Linked DNA regions of Homo sapiens: region 2 is linked to region 1. Evidence: read pairs that join two places in POLR2A ChIA-PET (ENCODE). Cell type or tissue: endothelial cell of umbilical vein. All regions are shown on one strand. Each heading gives the region's core, and the rest is flanking DNA. Links, peaks and the distances in the headings are about the cores only. Region 1 has its middle 60 kb from the start of NRAL. Region 2 has its middle 110 kb from the start of MTX2.

What was found. Peaks named below come from ENCODE experiments on the same cell type or tissue, not always from the same donor. Only the 100,000 strongest peaks of a DNase experiment are listed, where the experiment ranks them.
Region 2: POLR2A ChIA-PET joins it to region 1 with 6 read pairs; 2 of 35 experiments call an interaction of 5 or more read pairs at or near these places.

The regions. Positions count from the first base shown.
Region 1 is chr2:176,442,830-176,452,630 of GRCh38, forward strand. No RefSeq gene overlaps it. Among named protein-coding and RNA genes, the nearest start is that of NRAL, 60 kb to the right of the region's middle. RefSeq lists an enhancer at 6,919-7,526 and a silencer at 7,092-7,386. In endothelial cell of umbilical vein, for the core only: no CTCF peak of the experiment used is centred there; DNase peaks (open chromatin) are centred at 3,412 and 4,272; H3K27ac peaks cover 1,658 bases.
Region 2 is chr2:176,376,591-176,386,391 of GRCh38, forward strand. No RefSeq gene overlaps it. Among named protein-coding and RNA genes, the nearest start is that of MTX2, 110 kb to the left of the region's middle. In endothelial cell of umbilical vein, for the core only: no CTCF peak of the experiment used is centred there; no DNase peak of the experiment used is centred there.

The DNA.
Region 1 (9,801 bases), core at 2,274-6,273:
GGGAAACCCTAGTCTAGAGGACTGGCATCTCATCTTGGCTTTTCCAAAGGGTTGTGAACCTGAATGTGTCACTTTGCTTCTCTCTACCTTGCTGTCTTCAACTCTGATGTGGTTTGGATGTTTGTTCCCTCCAAATCTCATGTTGAAATGGGATCCGTAATGGAGGTGGGGTCTGGTGGCAGATGTTTGGGTCATGGGGGTGGATCTCTCATGAATGGCTTGGTGCCCTGCCCATGGTAATAAGTGAGTTCTCACTGTGTTAGTTCTCATGAGAGCTGGTTGTTTAAAGGAGCTGGCTCCTCCTCCTTCCTCTTTTGCTCCTGCTCTTGCTATGGGACATGCCTGCTCCCTTTTCACCTTCCACCGTGTTTGGAAGCTCCCTGAAGTCTTCACCAGGAGCAGATGCTGGTGCCATGCTTGTGCAGCCTGCAGAACTGTGAGCCAATTAAATCTTTTTTCTTTATAAATTACTCAGACTTAGGTATTCCTTTACAGTGATACAAATGGACTAACAAATTATGAAGTATGTTTGTAGAGATACATGAACTCTATGATTCTGGGGTTCATTAAAGAAGGTAACTAGGCCAGGCACGGTGGCTCACGCCTGTATTCCCAGCACCTTGGGAGGCTGAGGTGGGTGGATCACCTGAGGTCAGGAGTTCAAGACCAGCCTGGCCAGTATGGCAAAACCCCGTCTCTACTAAAAATACAAATAACTGGGCGTAGTGGCAGGCACCTGTAATCCCAGCTACTTGGGAGGCTGAGGCAGGAGAATTACTTGAACCCACGAGGCAGAGGTTGCAGTGAGCCAAGGTCGCAAGGTCGCACCATTGCACTCCAGCCTGGGCAACAAGAGTGAGACTCCCTCTCACAAAAAAAAAAAAAAAAAAAAAAGAAGGTAACTAAAAATGCCCACACTTGAAAAACCAAAACCAAAAATGGGGGTAATCCTGCTTTTCACCAAATCTGGGCAAGTATTAAAGTATACTAGAGCTGGAGTTTTAAAAGTTCTGATTACCTTTACATGAACTAATAGGAAATAGCTATCTTTTTCTCCCTAAATTATTACTGGGGTAGCATCCTCTCCTTCCAACTGACTGCTTCAATTCACCTTCCCAGTCGGCTGCTGTTGCTGCTCTGATAGCCATAGCCAACAGCTCCACTTATATAGATTACCGTTTTGTTAGAACAATCTTTATCAGCCTATGTTAGCTTTCTCTTGAATCACTTGAAGAGGAGTCTTGAGTCTTCCCTTAGAGTGTGCTAAGGATTTCAGTTTTTAAAAAATGAGTTGGATTTCAATAAAAGTGTGACTATTAACATAAGTTATTTCAAATATTTCATGCAAAGTTGCATACTTCTGGGGCTCAGAGTTTGGAAAGAGCATCAGAACACAGAACTGCTGAATTTGTGTGCACAGACACAAAACCTTAAATCAGCTTAAATTCATTGTGCTAGTCTAACTTCTGTGATGTGAACAATATATATATATCATATGGCCAAGTGTTTTTATCAAATTTTCAATAACCTATTTTGTATTATTTATATAATAGCACATGGAACTTAGTGGTTAGAATATTAATACTAACTAAAAAACATACCTAGTTACTTTTTCTTAGAACAGAAGATAGATGATTCTCTTCTAAGAACACTAAATGGGAAATACTAGGTAATATTTTCCCATGCCCCAGTAATAGGAAATATAATAGAATTTGGTAAAAAAGAAAATTTGCTTTTGGTGTGACTGCAACCGGCCAAATGAAATCACATATCTGCCATTCAATGCAGAAATCAGTTTGTGTGGTAAAAAAAAAAAATACTTCCAGTAATCATGAGCTGTTTTATTCTTCTTTTCATTGTTTTTTGTTTGTTTGTTTGTTTGTTTGTTTTCTTAAGAACCAAAGGTACAGAGCATAGGTTTCCCAGCACCCATCATGAAATAATATTCCGGAGGGTAATATCCTTTTTTCATGTGGATAGGTTAGAGTTGTTGCCAAGCGATCATTATTTAATGACTTCTGCCAAAGTAGTTTACATCGTTGTCCTGAACTGATGGATGTCTCTATCAGGAGAAAACAGCTGTGGTAGGTTTCCTTGTTACTAATTTAAACAAGGCCCAAGAAGAAAGGCCCAGTGAGACAGATGTTTCAGTAGAAAGATTCCCTTATTAACAAATAGTAATTAAGTGTACTATGTACTATGGGGTAAAAGAGAAAGGAGTAGGTCTGTTATCTAGAAAGTATATTGGCTTTGTGGTCAGAAAGGACCAGTCTCAAGTCCTCACTCTACCATTACTAGTTACATGAGCCTGGACAAATTCCCAAGCTTTTTTGAAGCCTCAGTTTTCCTATCTGTGAAATGTGGATATTATCTTCCTCATTGAGTTTTTTTTTAAATGATTTAAATGAAACAAAATATGTAAACTGACTTAAAATAGACACTTAATAAATATTAGTGTTCTTTCCACATGCACACTGCTCATATTCCTCCCGTCATCCTCCACAGCTTATATTACAACGGGAGAGAGAAGGGCATTGTAGAGTACCGTGCAGGGGCATGTGATTGGTATCATGCAAGAGAGAGACTCAGTACTCTGTAAAGGGTCACACCAGCCTGGTGACTTAGGAAGAAAAATAAAACTGAATGGGGACTAATCTCAACCGTCCTCACTTGATGGGACACCTGTACCCTACTTCTAGTTCCAGATTATGCATGAGTACCCATGGCTCTATGCATAACTCTGGCCCAGCCCTTCTTACCCTGCATTTTGTGTGTGTGTGTATGTGTGTGTGTGTGTGTATGTACAAATCCTTGGTTTCAATGCCCTTCCCTTGTCCATTCCTATGTTCTCTGGTCTACCTCCATAGAGCAGGTAAAAATAAATGGTCATAGAATGAATGAATGGAATGAGTGAGCTATACTAAGAACTGTCACTTTTGGAAATATCTAATGGAGAAGAGCATTCTAGGAAGAGTGACTTGCAACCAGCTTTCTCTCCCCTGTTTAAGGTAAATTTAGTAAATTGTGCCTGCCATGCTTTGTTATTTGCTGTGGGCAAATGGTTAAGAGGCCATTGCAATGATAGATTGTTTTTCTTTAGGCTCAGGCCCATGAAGAGGAGCAGGTTAGAGCACATTTCACTAAGATTCCACCAGCATCTTCACTTCATTGTAGGAGCCATGAGCAGGGTTCAGCTCTGCTCCTCATTTTACTGATTCTGGACCTGAGGCCCAGAGGGCACCGGCCACCGGCTCCCTCTTGCCTAGCCCACAATGCTGGTTGGAATGGTGATGAATAGGAACCAGCTCTTCCAATTCAGCTTAAACAAAATGAAACAAACCATCAAACAAACATTACCATTTGCTTTCTATGAGTCATTATTCTGGCTGTGTTTATTTATGGCCAAGCAGAGACCAACTGGTCAGTATTGCTCACTAAAGGCCTCTTAACCACCAGCTGGGCCACCAGGCGGAGAGACTAACTGAACCGGCTACAGTAAAAATCAAACTGTTTCTGTCACTGACCCAACATTTATTCCAGATACAGGATAACAGCTTTTATGTGATCATAAGTTTGCAGGAACAAGAAGTTAGAAGAATGTAACTGTTGCAGGCATAAACCGGTTTTCCCCAAAGTTAATGAGGCTTAAGCTTCTGGGCTTCTCACTTGTGTACAGACCCCACCCATACAAGGCCTTGGAAGGGTCTTAGCAATGTGGTCACAATATCATATGCTTTGCAACATTTCCAAAAGTTAGATATTTTTGTATTATTTTCCCTGAGAAAGATCTTTGCTCCTGCCTCCACCCTGATTATATGAGCTTCAGGCTCCAGAAAAATCTAGATCTGACCCTGGTTATGGGGTATTTTTCTCAAATTCTGATTGCTTAAAGAAAGAACACATAAAAATACTCCTTGGGCCAAAAATGGTTCATTTCCCCTGATTTCGATGTTCCCCTCCTCTCTTTTAGAAACAGCATCCCATAACTTTTAGCTGGGCAGTCTGGCTCAGCTAGAGAGTGTATTTCCCAGCTTCCCTTGCAGTTAGGTGTGGTTATGTGACTATATTTGAGTCAATAGGATGTGAGCTAATGTGAGAATGCACAAATTCTGGGCCTTAAAGCCTAAGCTACATGTCCTAAACATCCCTCTTCCTCCTTCCCACTGGCTGGAAAATGGTGATAACTTGAAGCCACAGGTGCAGGAGGGTAAGACTGCTCTCCCTGTCCTGGCCTGCTCACTCCAGACACAGGTATGAAAGAAATTAAGTCACTTAACTTTTGAGTCTATTAGTTATAGCAGTTTAGACTGTACCCTAATGAATTCACTTCCTCCTTCTTCCTGTCAAAGGAAATAAACAAAACTGAAATCCGACCCAGTAAGAATTTATCTCCATAATTACTCCTGAGCCTATGAACTACGAGTGAGTTTGTTTAAGATAGGCAAAGCTCTAGAAGTGTCCTTATTGATAGATCCTCTCAAGTTCTGTTGTCCTTACATTGTAAAGAGCACTGGACGAGCAGGTAGGGGATGAGGATTCTGTCATTTATAGGTACAGAGCAGGCACTCTGGCTCTCTGGGTCTTTTTATCCTTGACTGTGTGTATTGTGAGTAATTATTATTTCAACAGGGTCTTGGGAAGCTCAAATAAATCCATATATGAGATAGAACTTAAATTTTATATGTATTATTTTACTTTATTTATTCTTGAAATATCTAACAAACTTAATAATGACACAAACCTGTTAGTTTGTTGTAACAATTTATTCAGTGTTTAGCACCAGCCCTGCACCTTGTAAGCATGTAAGTGGTGATTTACTGTTAGAAATGATAGCTTTTGCTGTTTATAATACTTTGCTATTAATAATAATAATATATATCAAGTATTTTAAAACTGTAAAACTGCACAAATGCCTGTTTTTGAGCTTATTCTACAAAAATATAAGCACTTATTATTGTCAGATATGATGCAATAAAAGTAACTTAGGCAATATTTACAAGATACAAGTCTAGAGTGTAGTGGACATGAGAGAGGATGGCTGTGCAGCTCATAGTACCCTTAGTGACCCTGTCTGCGGTTTCATCCCTAGCTCCTGACCTCATCTGATTGGTTCAAGGATAGAGATTTTAGACCCAAGCTGGGCCAATCAGGTTCCCTATCTTGAGAGACTGAAGATGGGTGGAACCGAGTCTGGGGCTCTGAGAGGGAGGTCACTGGTACTGTCTGAGTTTCTGCTCTTCTCGCCCTCCTCTCCATGAGCTGTATCCTTCCCATAACCTGCTTCTTGCATTAGCCAGAGTCTGTTTCTCTGGCTTGTACCCAAAGAATCTTGACTGATACCTATAGGGAAACAATGTTTGCTCTTCTCAAGTGCCTGCCTTGAGATTACATGCCTCTAAGATTTGTATAGAGGACAATAAGAATAAGAGCTTATTGATAAGGCTGAACAAAACTGGGGAAACAATATAAATCCAAAAATTTTTGAAAATTTTATCCAGCTTTCTTCAAATTATTGACTTGGCAGGTATAATGAAAAATATTAAAGCCAAGTAGAAATGTTTTTCTTATCAAGTTATAAAACTATATGAGACTAAACAAAATCAAATTAAGGCTAAATTAATACATTTTGTGTAGAGAAAATAAATACATGATTAAATGTTTCATGGTATCTTTACCTAAGACCACGATGCAGGAGAACCTTGACCCAATTGTAGCAATGTGTGAGCCACCAGAGAGCCTCACTCTAGCACTCTTCCAAGAGGGAGGAGTTTGGTGGGCTATGGGCCTGTCTTGCCCTCCAAGGAGTGCTTTATCGCTAATGTACCAAATGCGCTAATTATAGTGCCGTTTTCTCTTTAAGGCAGTTCTTGAGCACAACCTCTTGAGAATAGTCTATCTCTGCCACTTGTAAAACTGCTATGAAGTGGGTTTTGAAACATAAACAATTACATGGATAATATATGTGGGAATAGACTATTGTTAAAATAAAAATTATATTTATCTTCAGTGGCATAAAATGGAATGTGTCCTTTGCCCTGGTCACACTTTATCTGTCCCCTCCATTTTATAGGGATTTTTTTTTCTTAAATAAATCTTTCCCAAGCATAATAAAAATCTAATTGATCCTTTCTTTGGGGACGTTCATAACCAGATCTTTGATGAAATGCCCCATAATGGTTCTAAATGAGGTGTATTGAACTGTTTTGTCAATTCATTGCAGGAACAGTGGCATTGCCAATATTAAGCACGAGGTAAACAGATCTTATAAAAAGTACTACAGAAGGAGTATAATGTTTGCCTTTTAAAGCCACTGTTTTATATTTTAGATCTTTTAAATATAGTTTGAGAATGTTCAACACTATTAGATAATGAAACTAAAAATGCCATTCAATGTAAAGCCCCGCTAACAAGGCTTGGCTTTCTGTGAAGGGTATTGCCAGAAGTTCCCTTTTGCTTCTCTACCTTTCACAGCTCCCCAGACAACATTCATCCCTTCATTCATTCACTCAGTCACCCATCCAATCATTCCTTCATTCATTCACTCAGTCACCCATCCAATCATTTCTTCATTCATTCAACTATTGTTTATTAAATGCTCGCCACGAGCCATGAGGGGAACATATTTGAACTCAGCTTTGAATATGTCTTTGTTTCCAAAAAGTGTGTCTCTCAAGGTACACTGCCCATATGTATTTCTTACACTCACTGGTCTCCCCTGTGTTACTGGGAAGACTCTTTAACCCTCATTAAATGAATAAATCCCTGCTGCTGGTCATAGGGAGGACACCATAAATGCAGCTTCTCGAGAAGCAGTTCTATCTTGAACTGATGCTTGCAGTTGAGAGGCCTTCATGAGTTTCAGTTTGGGCTCGCATCTGAAACTCCATTTTGTTTTCTTCCTTGCCATATCTCAGATTAGTAGTTATCAGCACCTCTCCTGTCTCATTTTTACCTGCTCCCCAGGGCCTCCTGTAGTGACTTGCATGTTTGCAAGCCCCATGGCCTGTTTCTTCAAGTTGGGACATCCTAAACACATCCTCAAAATTGATAAAAATCTGTCTAGCTGTTTTGGTATGATGTGGTGACAAAAAAGATAGAAACTTAACTTTAGATGTATGGAACAAAGATAAAGCTTGGTAGTATGCTACAGAGAATTCCTGCAGGTTCAAAATGAGTTCAAGTGTGTGGCAACAAGGCTCTCTCCCTTTTGATGCAGATTCAGGAATTTGGATGCCATGAATTTCAATAGCATCAGCTTTGGTTTCAAGCGCCTGTTTCAGGGCTCCTCCCCGACTTTCCACCATCTGGAATCTGAGTGGTTAATGGGAGAGGCTGTAAATACCGAATCATTTTGTCTTCTCCTTGTCTGTCCCTGCAGTGGGGTTTGTTCACATGAAAGCTACATTCTGCAGGAAAGGCATCATGCACCAAGGAGAAAAATGGCATTTCTTGTCAACTTTGACTTTTTCACACACTTTCTCCAAATTCTACTCTGAGAGACTGTGATAACTTTTTTTGAAAGTCAGAATCTGAAGGAAAAGCTGCTTTCCAACTAGCTACAGGGGCATTTCTTGAGATGTAAAGTTGTGATTACATGTGAAAAAGTCTGACCATACTATGAATTATTAATTAACATTGATGTCCTATCAATCAGACAGTGCATTTATAGTTAGATATAAGTTAGAGCAAGTCAGCCATCCTAATTGGCACTCTGGAGGGAAGGAGACTCAGACAATCCCTGCAGAAACCCCTTCTGCTCTAGGGATATGGCGTCTATTTACCCTCCAGACAGTATTAATTCTTGCAAATATCTGGACAGCTTGTTGTTCCAGTGCCAGCTTTCACAAATTGCAGTATAAAGGAGGACCAGTTATTTATTGTTGGGTAACTAACCACTCAAGAGATAGCGGTGTGAAACAACAACCATTAATTTCTTGATTTTGTAATTTGTGCTGGGTTCATCTCCATGGTTCTTCTGCTTATCTTGCCTCCTGGAGTCACCTATGTGGCAATTGATTGGTGGGTTGCTTGGAGGCTGGCTGGTGGGGACCATCTCATTCATATGTGAGTGAATTGCTGGAACAGCTTGCTGTCTGGGCCTCTCTACTTGGCCTTATCCTCAAGGAAGCTAGCTTGGGCTTTCCTATATGGTGATAGCGGTGTTTCAGAAGAGTGAGAGTGGAAGCTGCAAGATCTCTTAAGGCCTGGGCTTGGAAGCCTCACAACAACACTTCTGTTGGTCAAAGTAAGTCACAAGCGCAGCCCTGATTCAAGGAGTAGGAAAATGGATTCCATCTCTTTAAGAAAAGAGCTGCAAATAATTCATGGCCCTGCTTCATCTACGCAGGTAGGAGGAGTCAGTGTTAGAGCCATTGGCCCCTATAAATGTGGGCTGCTGGGATGTTTCTTTAATGTCAGGTGAAAATTCACTTTGGGAAAGGAGTTGCAAAGTGAGCCCAGGTTATGGTCTTTCTACTGTCAGATCAACCCTTGGCAATAAGCTCCTGCACTCTTGCCAGATGATTTTTCTAAGATTCAACTCTGATTGTATCACTCTCAAGCTCATACCTTAGTGGTTTCCTTTCTCCTGGAGTCTACAATTCTCATTCTTTTTTTGAGAGGAAGTTTCACTCTTGTTGCCCAGGCTGGAGTGCAGTGGCATGATCTCAGCTCACTGCAACCTCCACCTCCTGATTTCAGGTGGTTCTCCTGTCTCAGCCTCCCAAGTAGCTGGGATTACAGGCACCCACCACCATGCCAGGCTATTTTTTTGTTTTTTTAGTAGAGATTGGGTTTCACCATGTTGGCCAGGCTGACCTCAGGTGATCTGCCCACCTTGGCCTCCCAAAGTGCTGGGATTACAGGTGTGAGCCACTGTGACCGGCCTATAATTCTCATTCTTTAGCATGGCCACTCACAGTCTGGCTCTTGTCCACCTTTGAATCATCTCTCATGATTTCCCCATGAGTAAGCTTTGCTTCTTGCAGTATCTATTTGTTCCATGTGCTTGTATGCTTTGGTGCAGTTCCTGATGCCTAGAACCTCCTTTCTAGGTTTGTTAAGGATCAGGTGGCTCGCAAAGCTTTCTGCAAGACAGCCTCAGCTAAGTTAGGCTCCCCTCCCTGCACTCCCCTCTGGTGTCCACAGCATCCTGTGTGTGAAGGCTGGTCTCCTTGACCTCCGCTCCACCAGACTGCAAGTCCCTTGAAGGCAAGAACTATGCCTTATTTCTCTCTGTTGCTCCTAGCCCAGTGTTGGGCATGTAAAGGGAGCTTGAAATATGTCAGCAAACATATGATTATATAGTAAAATCTCTTTGGGATTTATTTCCTACTGTTTTTGATAAAAAGACCCCAACTGTCCTTTGGGCTCCCCAGGATGTACAAATATGGAGACACACCATGGAGCAGTCTCCAGGCTTGTTTGTGGGTCATGAGAGATCCTGGTATTTCTCACCACTTCCAAGGCTCTGCCTGGCCCCTCTTCCCAGCACCAAGGTCTCTGGATTCTTTCTTTTTCTTTCTGTATTTTAGAATTATGCCATCACATAATCCTTATCAGTGAAAAGTTCTTTTTGGGTGTAAAAGAAACCATCAAGAAGTGGCAAAACAAACAAACAAAAAAAAAAGCAATATTAAAATCTTGGCCAGGCACGGTGACTCACGCTTGTAATCTTAGCACTTTGGGAAGCCGAGGCAGGCGGATCATATGAGGTCAGGAGTTCAAGACCAGCCTGGCTAACATGGTGAAACCCCGTCTCTACTGAAAACACAAAAATTAGCTGGGCGTGGTGGCAGGTGC
Region 2 (9,801 bases), core at 3,960-7,959, 65 kb before region 1:
ATTTTCAGTTATTGAAGCACCATTTGTTGAAAAGACATTTTTTCCCACATTGAATTACTTTGGCATCTTTGTGGAAAACTAATTGATCACATATTAATCAGTTTGTTTCTACATACTTTGTTCTGTTCCATTAATCTATACATCTCTTCTTATGCCAGTAAGAATAATCTATGTAGATTGCAGTAGTTTTATAGTTAGTCTTGAAATCAGGCAAAGTCCTCCTATATTATCCTTCTTTAGCAAAGTATTTTTGGCTATCGTAGGTTCTTTACATTTCTATATAAATTTTACTTGCCTATTTTTATCAAAAACTTGCTGGGATTTTTTTTTTTCAGTACAACTTAGAGAGAATCAATAGGGAGAATTTAGGGAGAATCAATACCTCAACAGTATTGTTTCCTCTATTTGATTATCACATATTTATTTAGGTCTTCTTTAATTTTTCTTAGCAATGTTCTGTAGTTTTCAGTATATAGTTCTTTCACATAATTTGTTAAATTTAATCCCTAAGTATTCCATGTTTTTGATACTATTGTAATTGGTATTGTTTAAAATTTTATTTTCCAATTATTCATTATTAGTATACAGACATTTAATTAAGTTTTATATGTTGCGTTTGTGTACTACAACTTTGCTAAGTTCATTTATAAGTACTAGTAGCTTTTTTGTAGATTATTCCAAGATAGTCTCCATAGTCATCTTTATTATTTCCTTCCCTTTACTCACTTCAGGTTTAATTTATTCTTATTTTTTTACCTTCTTAAGGTGCAAGCACAGATAGTTTTAGGCATCTTTTTGCTAAAATAAAAATACTAAGCTATGAATTTCTTTTGTGACACTGCTTTATCTTTATGTCATCTTTTCTGTAGCCTTCAGTTCAAAATATCTTATAATTTCCTTTGTAATTTCTTATATCAATGTGTTATTTAGAAGTGTATTATTTTAAAATATTTGAGGATTTTCTAGATATGTTTTTGTTACTGGTTCTAATTTAAGTCCATTATGGTCAGAGAACATGCTCCATATAATTTTATTACTTTTACATTTATCAGGACTTGTTTTATGGTCTAACATAAGGTCTATCTTGGTGAATGTTGTGTGTACGCGTGAAAAAATGTGCATTCTACTGTTCCTGTCTGTAGTGTTCTATAAGTGTCAGGTCAAGTTGGTTACAGTGTTGTTCAAGTCTTTAACATTCTTAATGATTTTCTATCTAATCATTCTATCGATTACTAGGAGACGGGTGTTAAAATCTCCAACCATAATTATAGATTATGTATTCACCTTTCACATCTGCTAATTCTTGCTTTCTGTATTTTGAAGCTTTATCAGTAAGTGAATGCACATTTAAAATTGTTAAATTTTCTTGACACATTCACCTGTTTCATTTTGTCATTATCAAATGTTTCTCTTAGGCCAGGCACGGTGGCTCACACCTGTAATCCCAGCACTTTGGGAAGCTGAGGTGGGTGGATCATGAGGTCAGGAGTTCAAGACCAGCCTGGCCAAGATGGTGAAATGCTATCTCTACTAAAAATACAAAAAATTAGCCAGGCGCAGTGACAGGCACCTGTAATCCCAGCTACTCGGGAGGCTGAGGCAGGAGAATTGCTTGAACCCGGAGGGCAGAGGTTGCAGTGAGCCAAGGTTTCACCACTGCACTCCAGCCTGGGTGACAGAGTAAGACTCTGTCTCAAAAAAAAAAAAAAAAAGAAACAAAAAAAAAGCTTCTCTTAACTCTTGGTTATACTCCTTGTTCTGATGTCTGATATTAATGTAGCCACTACAGTTTTCTTATAATTACTGTTTACATGGTATATTGTTCCCCATCCTTTTACTTTTTAACTTAATGCATATTTATTTAAATAGCATATAGTTGGATATTACTTTTTAAATAATTCAATGTGAAAATCTCTGCCTTTTAATTGGAGTCTTTATTCCATTTACATTTAATGTAATCATTGATGTGTTTGGGTTTAAGTCTACCATATTCCTTTTTGTTTTCTATTAATCATATCTGTTCTTTGCTCCTTTTTTCTTTATCTCTGTCTCATTCGGGATTAAGTGAAATTTTTTTGTATTTCAATTGAATATTACTATTGGCTTTTTAGTTATGTGTCTTTTATTATTGTTATATTTTTAGTAGTTGTATAAGCTTTGCAATAAGCATCTTTATCTTGTCACAATCTAACTTTAAATAATAATATACCACTTCCTGAATAATGTAAGGACCTTACAATGGTATATTTTCCTTTTCCCCCTCCAATCTTTCGGCTCTTATTGTCATTAATTTTGTTGATACATATATTATAAACCTCACAATACACTGTTATTATTTTTGCTTTGAAGAGTCAGTTATCTTTTAATGAAATTAATAAATAAGCAACAAATCTTTCATATATATCCACATATTTATTATTTCAAGTTTTTAATTCTTTGAGGAACTTCCTTTAAACCCTTCTTGCAGGGCAGGTGTGTTGATGACAAATTATGTTAGCTTTTATTTGTCCCTAAAAGTATCTATATGCTTCCATTTTAAATACTATTTCCTTAGGTGTAGAATTTTAACTTGGCAATTCGTTCCTTAAACATTTTAAGGATACTGTTTTACCATCGTGTTACATGGTTTTGGATGTGAAATCTGTGCTCATTCTTTTGTTGTTGTTGTTGTTTCTATTTTTGTAATGTCTTTTTTTCCTCTGGCTGTATAAGATTTTCTATTTTTTCCTAGTTTTCAGCAATTTGATCATAATGTGCCTTGTGGATTGTGTTGTGTGTGTGTGCATGTGTGTGTGTGCATGTGTGCACATGTGTATGTGTTCTTATTCTTGCTAGGTTTGTTAAACTTCTGGAATCTCTGGAGTTGTTTTTTTCAAGTTTGGAAAATGTGTAGCCATTGTTTTTCTTCAAATACTATTTTCTGTTTTTCCTCTCTTTTTATTCCTGGAAATACAAATATGTGTACGTTGGACTGCTTGTTATCGTCCCAGATGTCAACAAGACCCTGTGTTAAACTTTTATTTAATCATTTTTTTTCTTTCCATACTTCAATTTGGATATCTTCTATTGCTACGTCTTTAAGTTCATTGATGTTTTCAGTGTTTAATTTCCTACTTATCCCATCTTATGAATTAATTTTTCACTTCAGGTATTGTATTTTTAAGCTTTAGACATTTACCTGGCTCTTTTTTTAAAAAAAAATTTTTATTTTCTTCCTCATTATTTTAATGGTTTTCTTTAAATTTTTGAGATATTTATAAGAGGTGCTTTAAAGTCTTTTTGCTAATTCCACCATTTCTGTTATTTAATGATCTGTTTCTAGTGGTTGATTTTTCTTTTAGTTATGGGTCAGGTTTTCCTGATTCTTTCTACGTCTTTTAAATTTTGATAAAATGTTGAATGTTTTGAATATTACATTACTAAGTGTCTGGATTTTGTTGTCTACCTTTAAGGAGTATTAAAATTTGATTTTGCAGTAAGCTTCAAGATCAGCTCGATCCTTCTGAGGCTTGTTTTTAAGCTTTCTTACGTTAGTTCTAGAGATAGTCTTTACTCTATGGCTAGTTTAGATTTACTCTTAAAGAGTGATCCTTTGGGGTTTTTACTGAACGACCTGAAATTTCAACAAGGTTTTAAATTCTGTTGGTCAGATTTTGAATCTCTTAGCCCTTTTGAAATTCTAGCACATATCTAGCTTACAGTTTTCTATTAGTTTTTTGCTTGGATATTTTACCCTCCTCATGTGTACTTAGCATATAGCCAAAGACTCAAGGAAACCCTTGTGCAAATTTTGAAACTTTCTCTGCAGAGTTCTCTCCTTCGTAGCACTGTACACCACAAATTTTTGCCACCTTATCCTTTCTGATCTTCAGTTTTTGTCTTAACCTGGTGAGAACACTCTGCTTTGCTTGGCTTCCCCCTTCCTATAATATGGTCCACTAGGTGCCCTCAGGCAAAACACTGTGTGATTGTAGGGCTTATCTTATTATCTCCCTTCTATCTATGATCACATTCATGTGCTGCTTGTTGGCCAATGTCTGAAAACAGTGGTTTCATATATTTTATTCAGTTTTCTAGTTGTTTACAGTGGGAAGACACATCTGGTACCAGTTAATCTCTTATGGTCAGGAGCAAGAAGTCCTTCCCTTATTGTACTTTTAATTTTTATTTCTCTTATTATGAGTGAGATTTGATACTTTTTCATATGGTTAAGGGTAATTTGCTTTTGGGTGTTTTTTTAACTAGCCCATTAAAAAATTATATCTTTGAACATTTTTTTTCTCTCTCTCTCTCTCTACTTTTTTCCACCTTGTCATTTGTATCTTTATTTTTGGATGGTATTGCTTGCCATGTGAACAAACATGAAAATGTTTGTTCAAATATATATACATTTATATAAAATAAAATTTTACCAATCAAACCCATCCACATTATGGAGGAATTCATCCATGTTTTCCTCTAGTACTTGGGTAGCTTCAATTTTTACATGTAAAATCTATTTACGTGGAAACTGTTCTGATGGGTAGCATGAGGAATACATCCACTTCATCCACATTTATTTTTTTACATATAATTCTCTAGTTATTCCAATGCTACTTGCTAAAAAGTCCATCTTTTTCTTCACTGACTTGACATGCTGCCCTTATCATATACTAGATTTCCATATGCAATTGGGTCTGCTTCAGGGTTTTACATTTTGTTTGATTGTTCTGTGCATTAAGCACTTTGTGGTACTTGAGGCACTGTGGTATGTGATATACCAGGCAGGACTAGACTCCTCACTGTTGCTCTTTGATTTCCTGGGTATTTTGGTTTATTTGTTCTCTCAAAATGAACTTTATAATCAACTTGCTTAACTCCAGAAAGGAGTGGAGGATGAGTGGGAGGTACTTATTATTCAGAGGGTAAAAAGTCTATAGAGAAAGTTCCATTTCAGGAGCATTTTGAAGATTAAGTTTTCTGAAGCAGGTGTGGCAGGGAGGAGTAATTGGGATAAAGCCATTTGGGAAGTTGGAATCAGACAGAGACATTGATGTTTTAGGAAACTACTTAGAAAAAACACAGAGAACAGAAATCCAAAAATAACAATGAAAGAAATAATAATATATCTTATTCTTTTTGTGTTAACCTGATTTTATGTGCCCCATTGCAATTTTTAGAGTTGATTTTTCCTAACTTTGGCATTTCTCATCACATAAAGGGATAGGATTGTCTGATGCCCTTTCATATAGGAAAAGGCCCACCTGATCCAGTCTTAGTCAGATATGTGCACTGGACTGAGTAGACACTAGCAGTGATGGCCTGCTGTAAGCCACCTGCCTTTGGTGTAGTGGGTGGGGCAGGGGATGGAGATGGGTAACAATGCCTTAGCCAAAGCTCAGCCTTTGAAATTAATCAGATCTGGGCTCAAATCTCAGCACCACTACTTCCTAGTCATATGACTTGGGGAAGTCAGTTTCCTCATTTGTAAAAAGAACATACTAATGTTTATCTCAGAGATGCTGAGCTGGTTAAGTGTAACAAAAACAGTAGTAGTCTCTTCTCTCATTGTTGTCTATTTTTCTTTGGTCTTTAATGCCGATTGACACATCCAGGAATCACAGAAATGGTCTTGGCTTTTTTTTTTTTTTTTTTTTTTTTTTGAGATGGAGTCTCGCTGTGTCACCCAGGCTGGAGTGCAGTGGCACAATCTCGGCTCACTGCAACCTCCACCTCCTGGGTTCAAGCTATTCTCCTGCCTCAGCCTCCCAAGTAGCTGGAACTACAGGCACCTGCCACCATGCCCAGCTAATTTAACACAGATTTCTGAGTACCTATTGTGTGAGTCAGGCACTGCCAGGCTACGTAGGGACATAAAAACCAATTCTAGTGAAGTTCTTGTGGTTATGTGATTTCTAGATAATTAGGGGGAGACTAAAAGTTAAATCTCAATTTTATTTTGAAATCAGTTTCTGATTTCCTGATGCATAATGGGAAACAATAGGATTCAAGGTATACTAAAACCCCTCAGAATGTCCAAGAATTACAGTAGATAGCCAAATAATTTCCTTAGCCGCAAATATATTCCATGATCTGGAAATGAATTATACATGATAATTTTTGATTAATTCCTCTTGGCATTTTTACTATAAATTAATTTCTTAATTTAAACAAATGCTTAATCAGAGGTGTTCTGTGCTCTTCACAGGTACTGAGATATAAAAAGATATATACATATTCTGCATTCCCCCAATTGTTTATAATTTTATTATTTTAATTGATGGCTTTAAAAAATAATTTGTTCAGATCAGTGCAATATTCTGTGCCTTTCTGAGATTTACTCTATTGTAAGGAGTAAAACCCTCAAACATACATGTAAACAGAAACGCTTAACACCAAACACCACACAGCAAATAAACCCACTCAAAATTTTCCATCTCTAAGTATAAGCACCTTATTGACAATCTCTTCTTTCCCTATGTTAAATATAAGTGAGGTGTGTACTTAGCCCCTTGTCATTGTAGTCTTGTTAGAAATGCATCTAGACTCCCATAGAGGTGACTTTCTTCCTGTTTCACACAAGTTACTATAAAATGTGAACTATCATGGTTTTGCATTATATTGACTCAAGGGTATTTAACAAAAATAAAAGCATCAACTCACATGCATGTCTTTCTACTTTAGGCAAGGGCAAGATTATCATTGTGCTTTTCCCACTGTATCAGATCTACTGCTCTCTGCCTAAGCACTAATGGTCTCAGTGACATTGAACAGATGAATTATTTCAAATTTAGTTTCTCATCTGTAGATTCAATTGTGGTGTCCTCTTATGATGTGAGCTGGTAGAGCTACCAGACAAAATATAAGATGCCCAGTTAAATTTGAATTTTAGATAGAGGATGAATATATTTTTAGTATAAGTATATCCCAAGTATTGCATGAGGCATACTTATACTAAAAAAATTCAGTCTTTATCTGAAATTCAAATTTAACTGATGTTCTGTATTTTTTAATTGTAACTAAAGAAATTATATTGTAAATTATAAGTTAAAATTTTGTAATTAAATTGTAAATTATAAATTAAAAATTGTATTGTAAATCGACAAGTTATAACCATATATATTTATGGGGTAAAAGTGATATTATGATATATGCATAAAAAATGGAATAATTAAATCAAGCTAATTAACATACCCATCACCTTACTTATCATTTTTTGTGGTGAGAACATTTGACATTTACTCTCTTATTAATTATGAGATATACAACAAACAATTAATAACTATAGTCATCATGCTGTGAAATAGACCTAAAAAAAAACCCCTTATTTCTCCTGTCTAACCGAAGATGTTCTGTATTTTTATTTCCTAAATCTAGCAACCCTAGTTGTTTGAATTCTTGGAAAGAGAACATTCTCACAATATTTGTACATACCTAGGATGTTTAGTACAGAAGTATGTCTAATCTGTACTAACCTGTGTGTTTGCTTTAGGACAAGTGTTTTAGGACATCAGTGCGTAAACCCTGACTGGAGGCCTTGGTACATCCTACCTGTTCAGCATTAGAACCTTTGGAATAATGAAATAGGAGAAACTACTCTGGGAATGAAAACACCCCCAGGCTGCTTTCCTTTCTGTTGCCCCCAGTCCATAGGGAGTCAGTCACTCTGAGCTGGATTACGGGGCCACTTTCTGCTGTCTGGCTCAGCATGAGACTGGGTGTTTCCATTTCACCTCCAACAGGTCACAATAGGAACAAAGTTGCAAGTCCAAGTTCAATATTTGGCTTCTGTTAAATATTTTACAACTACTCATTTTTCATGCCCAGAGTTTCCTTTTATTGAATTTTGATGTCTGATTCTGTCTCTTCCATAAGAATTAAATCCACTCACACAAAGGTTCAATCTGAAACTTGTTGTGAGGAATTCTCCCCCTTAAGTCTGGGTATCCAGGGCCACTAGCAATGGTATTGTTCTCCTATGTTGCTCCCATTGTAATGAGCTTACAATCCGAATCTTTAGATCTACTGCAAGTTTAATTGAAAGAAGCATTTCAGCACTAAGATCTATTATCCAGTGAATTGAAGGGGAAGTAAGAAACTAATACTGATGCGTGTCTAGGGTCCACAAACATGCCCGATGAACAAGTATGTTAGCTTATAATTTATTTTGAAAAGAGGCTTGAAATACAAAAATGTTAAATAATGCAAAGAGGTTGATATCTATAAAGAAGTCTGACATGTCCTCTAGAGCATGAGCCCTTTTTCCAAATAAGGGTCCACATCTACAAGTGGTCAGTTCTTAATTACATGGGGAAACAGAAGTGATAGGGCGAACATGTCCCATTCTTGGGCCAGCATCTGAGTAGGAGAATTACCATTATCAAAGGCCTACACACTTATCACATGAAGGCAATATGTGTTTTTAAAGGGGCAGGTTGTGCACAGGAGTGCCTCTGCTTAGTGGTGGCTTCTTACTGGTCTGTGAAATTCATATAATTGTTCTAAGAGGTCACTTGGCTATAGTAGGCTGATTTTGGTCTTGACCAAACTGCTGGTCACCTTTACCGAATTGCAAACATGATTTCTACAATTGTTGCCCTTGTTTAGCACATGAAAAATTTTTGTCCAGAAGAAACTTCTTTTAGTCTTCTATATCATCCAGAAAGAGGTCCTTCCACATCCAGATGTTTCAGACAGTGGACTACGTAGGGAATCAACATCTGTTATTGATTGATTTGTGATCTTTCCTCTGCCTTTGTTGAAGGTTTTAGCAAGCAGCAAAATGACCAAAAAGCAAGGGATCAAATTTGACTCAGACTAATAAAAATCTGACCCTTGTCCTAAGCCTCTGGAGTTTTGATTGAGGTTGTGAAACAGTTGTGTTTATGAATCTAGTTAATTGAGCTCTTACTTAGAATGCTTTCACTTATTGCAAACTATTGAAATGCAAGTGCATTTTAGAAGCATCTGTGTACTATATTCATTAAGCTGCATGTGTCTTCCACATGCCAGTGACTTTTGCAAATCCAGGAAAGGCATTCTCCTTCCCAGAACTTGTAGTGGTTCCTAGGATGCTGAAGTCCCATAATTTTATGGATTCTGACGTTAAGTATTTCAAATGCCATCAAGTTGAAATTTGGCAAAACAATTTATATTCTAGATATATTTTTAAAAACTCTCTGTTTGATGTGCTTGGGATGCTATCTAAAATGAGAGTCAGGAATGTGAGAATCCATTTCTGTGACAAGCAGGTGAAGACCATGCCTTTTTAGGGGGTTGTCTTGTAGCAGCAAAGTCCTGGGTAAGTTAAAGACAGGAATGGGAATGTAGTGCAAGTTTCCATCCCTTCCTCCAGCTATTTATGGTCGTTAAGGGCTGAAGGAAGGAAGAAGGTTTCGAGAAGGGGATTTGGAGGAAGAGAGGAAGAGGACACAGGGGGACAGCAGGAGCTGCAGCCACCATGTGGTGACTCTCTTGAATGGCTGCTAGTTACCAGCTTCTGGCATGATTCTTGAGTGAAAGACCTTGAACAAACTTGTTTCTAGTGGCAGAAGTTGAGGAGACATCAGGGGACAATTTGAAGGAGGCTGCAGGTTTGCACAGGCCCTTGGAATACTAAGCTGGCCACAATCAAATAGTAATGTTGGCCAGATATGGTGGCTCACACCTGTAATTCCAGCACTTAGGGAGGGCGAGGTGGGAGGATCACTTGAGCCCAGGAGTTTGAGACCAGCCTGGGCAGCATGGCAAAGCCCCATCTCTACAAAAAATACAAACATTAGCCAGGCGTGGTGGTGTCTGCCTGTGGTCCCGGCTACTCAG